2 separate regions of the Homo sapiens genome follow, and region 2 is linked to region 1. Evidence: read pairs that join two places in POLR2A ChIA-PET (ENCODE). Cell type or tissue: Panc1. All regions are shown on one strand. Each heading gives the region's core, and the rest is flanking DNA. Links, peaks and the distances in the headings are about the cores only.

Region 1 (2,903 bases), core at 314-2,813:
AGGGTGGGTGGGAGGTTGGCAGGTGGGATGTCCCCCTGCCTGTCTTCGGAAGCTCTGGTCTGGTGGTGAGAACTCCAGGGCCCCCAGGCCCGGCCCTCTGCCCTCAGAACTCAGCCCAGTGTGATCTGGTGACACGAGGAGCTGGGATGGGGCCCTAGGGAGGCTTCCTGCAGGGGTGACTTCTGAGTGAAGGCCCAAGGGAGAAGTGGGCCTGAGCCAGGAAGGGGGAAAGAGGAAGGTGGCAGAAGATGGCTCCTGTGAGGACCCAGGGGAGCGGCAGGATGCGAGTCAGCCACACACTTACCTGGGGAGAAGTCCCTTCTGTTGGAAGACACTGGCAAACTCAAGCCCTATAGCCTTTCCAGTGGAATATAAAAGAAAAACCTTTGTTAAGGGACCAGGGAGAGCCATGGTTTCAAAGGCCAGCAGAACCAGGGGAGGTAAACAGGAGTGCCTGTTCCAGGAAGCTGCTGGCGCCCCCTGTGGTCTTGTTGGTGCACAATGGGATTGTAGTGCTGTCCTACACATGAGGCAACCAATGGTTGTGTCTCCGCCAGAGGTGGAGGCTCATGCCTGTAATCCCAGAATCCCAGCGCTTTGGGAGGCTGAAGTGGGAGGATCGCTAGAGGCCAATAGTTGGAAATCAGGCTGGGCAACATAGCAAGACCCTATCTCTACAAAAAAATAAAAAAAATTAGCAGAGGCTGGGGGTGGTGGCTCACACCTGTAATCCTAGCACTTTGGCAGGCCGAGGCGGATGGATCACCTGAGGTCAGGAGTTCGAGACCAGCCTGGCCAACATGGTGAAACCCCGGCTCTACTAAAAATACAAAATGAGCCGGGTGTGGTGGTACACGCCTGTACTCCCAGCTACTCAGGAGGCTGAGGCAGATGAATCGCTTGAACCTGGGAGGCCGAGGTTGCAGTGAGCTCACACCATTGCAGTCCAGCCTGGGTGACAGAGTGAAACTCTGTCTCAAAAAAAAAAAAAAAAAAAAAAAAAATTAGCTGGGCGTGGTGGCAAGTGCCTATAGTCCCAGCTATATGGGAGGCCAAGGCCAGAGGATTGCTTGAGTCCAGGAGTTAAAGGTTTCAGTGAGCTATGATTGCAGCACTGCACTCCAGCCTGGGCGACAGAGCGACAAGGTCTCTCTCTAAAAGAAAAAAAAGAATGAGTTAGTTTCCAAGTTCAAAGCGTACCTCTACTTGACAGGGCAGCTCCCGGGCATATTCAGATTCCAATCACTGGGTTGGGAGGGGTGGGGGGTGGTGGGGGAAGGCAGTAGGGAGGAGATGGGGAGGGGGAGGGAATAGCTGGAGAAGCTCAGAGGAATCTGCGTTTGGGCATATAGTGGAGGATTTCTGGGAGGGACACAAAAAAATGTCAGACTTCAGAAAGATGAGGAAGAGGCGGAGGAGAGGCTGGGACCTGGAGCTAGCTGCCGGCTGCGGCGCCTCCGTGGGTGGAGCTAGAGCAGCGGCGGCGGCGGCGGGGAGGCGGGTGTGGGGAGCGGGTGTGTGGCTCTCCGGAGTCTGGGCGGAGAGGAGGGGCCGTTTCTGTTGGGGTTTGAATTAGCCAATCAGCATCCCTCTTGCCCTTCCCTCCCTCCTCTCCCCACGCTGCAGCTGGAGCGCTGAGCTCATCTGCGGGCCTGGGGCCTGAGCTGGATGGACACCTCTGGCCACCACCCTGAGCCCCATGTGCTGGGGTCGTTCTGGGGGGTTTTGGGAAGTTATCAGAATGCTGCTTTCCCTGGCATCGTCTTGGAGGGCTTGATGGACCCGAGTGGGGAGGGGGCGGGCGCTGCCTAGGAGGGTACCTCTGGGACTTCCCCAACTTGCTCTGCCAGCTCCGTGGTCCATGCCCTGACTTGCCCCTACCGCTTGGTGCCTCATTTTCCCCTTCTGTTAAATGTGGCTTTTGACCAGCTGAATCCTCAGGGCTTTTGAGCTCCTGTGGTTTTATGGAGCAGAGGGGTATTGGTGGGGTGGGGTGGGGGGTCATGAATAAAACCACAGGCCTCAGTGCCCCCCCCCAACCCCCAGCTCTCCCTCTCTGCTGGTCCTCACCGTTGACAGGACCTACAGAACCTCGGTGGGGCCTTTGCCCAGCATGAGGAGGGCAAGGTCACGGGGCGGAGAGCTGCTGTGCCACGTTTGCTGTGTGGCCTTGGGTAAGTTCCTTCACATCTCTGAGCTTGTTTCCTCATGGAAAATGGAGATAAAATGAGTCCCTCCCTCTAGAGGTTTTTGTGAGGATAAAATGAAATAATTCAAGTGAAGAGAGTATTAAATACTAGGTCTGGAAATAAACATGTATTGGTTGTGGTTTTCTTTTTCTTTTTTTTTTTAAGGCAGGGTCTCACTCTGTCACCCAGGCTGGAGTGCAGTGGTGTGATCTCAGCAACCTCTGCCTCCTGGGTTCCAGCAATTCTCCTACCTCAGCCTCCCAAGTAGCTGGGATTACAGGCATGCGCCACCATGTCCAGCTAATTTTCGTATTTTTAGTAGAGATGGGGTTTCTCTGTGTTGGCCAGGCTGGTCTCTAACTCCTGACCTCAGGTGATCTACCCACGTCGGCCTCCCAAAGTGCTGGGATTACAGGTGTGAGCCACCATGCCTGGTCTGGTTGTGGTTTTCTTATTGCTGAGAAGAACTCACACAGCAAGTATAAGTTCTTCTGAGCAATACATCAGTAGGACTACTAGTAGTAGTAGGCTAGTAGGACTGGTTGGTAGTAGTAGTAGACTAGTAGTCTGGGGGCGAGGGTAGGCCAGGATCTCAGCCTCCCAGGGTGGATAAAAATCACCAGGAGGGCTTGTTCACAACATACATTCCCAGGACCCGTGAGGAGCTGAGACCGGATACAAGGAGGTCAGGTCCAGGGAATCTGGGATCTAAAC
Region 2 (2,903 bases), core at 310-2,809, 85 kb after region 1:
CAAACTTCTTTTTTGAAATGATCTTCAGATCCAGTGGCCCATTCTTTTATCTTTATCCTGTGAAGGTGTTTTTCAGGTTTTGAAACAATCCAAAAATCATTTAGGACCAAGTCTAAGGAAACATTTTAGTGGCCAAGTTGGATTCCGATTGTAAAGGAATGATACTAATTTTCTAGCATGGCTCTGAAGGTGATTTTAGGTAGAAGAGTTTTGAGGCTGGGCGCAATGGCTCACGCCTGTAATCCTAGCATTTTGGGTGACTGAGGCGGGTGGATTGCTTGAGCCCAGAAGTTGAAGACCAGCCTGAGAAATAAGGTGAAACCCTGTCTACAAAAAATACAAAAAGTTAGCTGGGTGTGGTGGCGTGTGCCTGTAGTGCTAGCTACTCAGAAGGCTGAGGTGGGAGGATTGTTTGAGCCCAGGAGGTTGAGGCTGCAGTGAGTTCTAATTGCGCCACTGCACTCCAGCCTGAGCGACAGAGTGAGACACTGTCTTAAAAAAAATTAAAAATTGTAAAAAAATGAAAAAAAAAGTTTTGAGCATTATTTGCATCATTGGGATACATATGTCACTTCACAAGATGTTCAATTTGAAGGAAATACCACTCATTCTCTATGTCCTGTTGTCTGTAGTGTGCTTCAGTTTTTCATATTGAGTTGACCTAAATCCTGGATTCATGACAAGAAAGGAGTAAGTACTACTATTCATTGTTCTATTTGTTTATAATCTGTATTATAAAATTGCACATAATTAAAAGCTTTCCCTTGTCTTCATCTATGTTTTGAGTGTATAAACAAAAAGGGAGTGCCGGGTGCGGTGGCTCACACCTATAATCCCAGCACTTTGGGAGGCCAAGGCGGGCAGATTGCCTGAGCTCAGGAGTTCACGACCAGCTTGGGAAACATGGTGAAACCCTGTCTCTACTAAAAATACAAAAAATTAGCCGGGCGTGGCGGTGTGCACTTGTAGTTCCAGATAGGAGGGTGAGGCAGGAGAATTGCTTGAACCCGGGAGGCGGAGGTTGCAGTGAGCCGAGATCGTGCCCTTGTACTCCAGCCTGGGCGACAGAGTGAGACTGTCTCAAAAAAAAAAAAGAGGGAGGGCTGGGCATGGTGGCTCACACCTGTAATCCCAGCACTTTGGGAGGCCGAGGTAGGTGAATCACTTGAGGTCAGGAGTTCGAGACCACCCTCGCCAACATGGTAACCCATATCTATAAAAAAATAGCCGGGTATGGTGGCACACACCTGTAATCCCAGCTATTTGGGAGCCTTAGGCAGGAGAATCACTTGAACCCGGGAGGCAGAGCTTGTGGTGAGCTGAGATAGTGCCACTGCACTCCTGGGCAGTGCTTTTTCCCGGGCGAAAAGGCGAGACTCCATCTCAAAAAAAAAAAACCAAAAAAACTAGGAGGGTTTAACAGAAAATAGGATTCTTTGCCAAGATGCTGAAGTGAACAGTAGTGTTGAGATATACCTCTGCATTAATTATCAGTAGAACACCAACTAGGCCAGGCACTTCAGGAGGCTGAGGTGAGTGGTCGCTTGAGCCCAGAAGTTTGAGGCCAGCCATGGGCAGCATGCCAAAACTCTGTCTACAAAAAATACAAAAATTAGCTGAGAGTGGTGGTGCATACCTGTATTTCCAGCTACTTGGGAGGCTGAAGTGAGAGGATCAATTGAGCCCGGAAGGCCAAGGCTGCAGCAAGACATGATCACAGAACTACATTCCAGCCTGAGCAACAGAGTGAGACCCTATCTCAAAATTAAAAAAAAAAAAAAAAAAAAAGCCACACACACACAAAAAAACCCACCATCTAATTTATTACTTACGTTTCTTATTCTGGCCAGGCATGGTGGCTCACACCTGTAATCCAGCATTTTGGGAGGCTGAAGTGGAAAGATCACTTGGGGCTAGGAGTTCAAGATCAGCCTAGGCAAGATGGTGAGACCCCTGTCCCTACAAAAAATTTAAAAATTTTTTAAAATTTGATGGTGTGTGCCTGTAGTCCTCATGCCTGTAGTCCCAGCTACTCAGGAGGCTGAGGCGGGAAGATCCCTTGAGCTCAGGAGTTCAAGGCTGCAGCGAGCTATGATTGTGCCTATGCACTCCAGCCTAGACAACAGCAAGACCCTGGCTCAAAAACAAGCTAAATAAATAAATAAATCCAGGCAGTAGTGCCATGGCATGCTCATGGCTCACTGGACCCTCAACCTCCTGAGCTCAAGCAATTCTTCCACCTCAGCCTCCCAAACAGCTGGGACTACAGGTGTGCACCACCACATCTGACTAATTTTTGTTTTGTTTTGTTTGAGACAGAGTCTCCCTCTGTTGCCCAGGCTGGAGTGCAGTGGTGCCATTTTGGCTCACTGCAACCTCTGCCTCCCGGATTTAAGTGATTCTTCTGCCTCAGCCTTGCGAGTAGCTGGGATTCCACACATGCACCACCACACCTGGCTAATTTTTGTATTTTTAGTAGAGATGGGGTTTCACCATGTTGGCCAGGCTGGTCTTGAACTCCTGACCTTAGGTGATCCACCCAACTTAGCCTCCCAAAGTGCTGGGATTACAGGCGTGAGCCACCGTGCCTGGCCTAACTTCTGTACTTTCGTAGGAATGCGGTTTCTCCATGTTGCCCAGGCTGGTCTCAAACTGGACTCAAGATATACACCCACCTCAGCCTCCCAAAATGCTGAGATTACAAGTGTGAGCCACTGTGCTCAGCCAAAATAAAATGTTTCTTATTCTCTGATCCCACTAAAGGGACAAATCCCATTTCAGTTAAACACCCAGTCATAATCTTAAGTCTTAAACCTTGGCGCAAGTGCCAGTTAATGAGAAATGACATCTCCTTGCTTGGACCTACATTTGTTCTTTATTCCTTTATATATTTACCGAGTACC

Evidence for each region. ChIA-PET counts read pairs that join two places held together with the same protein. Peaks named below come from ENCODE experiments on the same cell type or tissue, not always from the same donor. Only the 100,000 strongest peaks of a DNase experiment are listed, where the experiment ranks them.
Region 2: POLR2A ChIA-PET joins it to region 1 with 11 read pairs; 12 of 35 experiments call an interaction of 5 or more read pairs at or near these places.

Annotation. Positions count from the first base shown.
Region 1 is chr20:36,834,443-36,837,345 of GRCh38, reverse strand. All of the region lies in intron 2 of MTCL2 (microtubule crosslinking factor 2), which reads left to right. Among named protein-coding and RNA genes, the nearest start is that of MTCL2, 28 kb to the left of the region's middle. RefSeq lists a silencer at 1,354-1,643 and an enhancer at 1,874-1,933. In Panc1, for the core only: a CTCF peak has its summit at 473; DNase peaks (open chromatin) are centred at 465 and 1,575; H3K4me3 peaks cover 1,013 bases; H3K27ac peaks cover 1,669 bases.
Region 2 is chr20:36,749,665-36,752,567 of GRCh38, reverse strand. It overlaps DSN1 (DSN1 component of MIS12 kinetochore complex), which reads left to right. Exons shown (of 11, transcript NM_001145315.2): 11 at 1-773. Among named protein-coding and RNA genes, the nearest start is that of NDRG3, 5.0 kb to the right of the region's middle. In Panc1, for the core only: no CTCF peak of the experiment used is centred there; no DNase peak of the experiment used is centred there.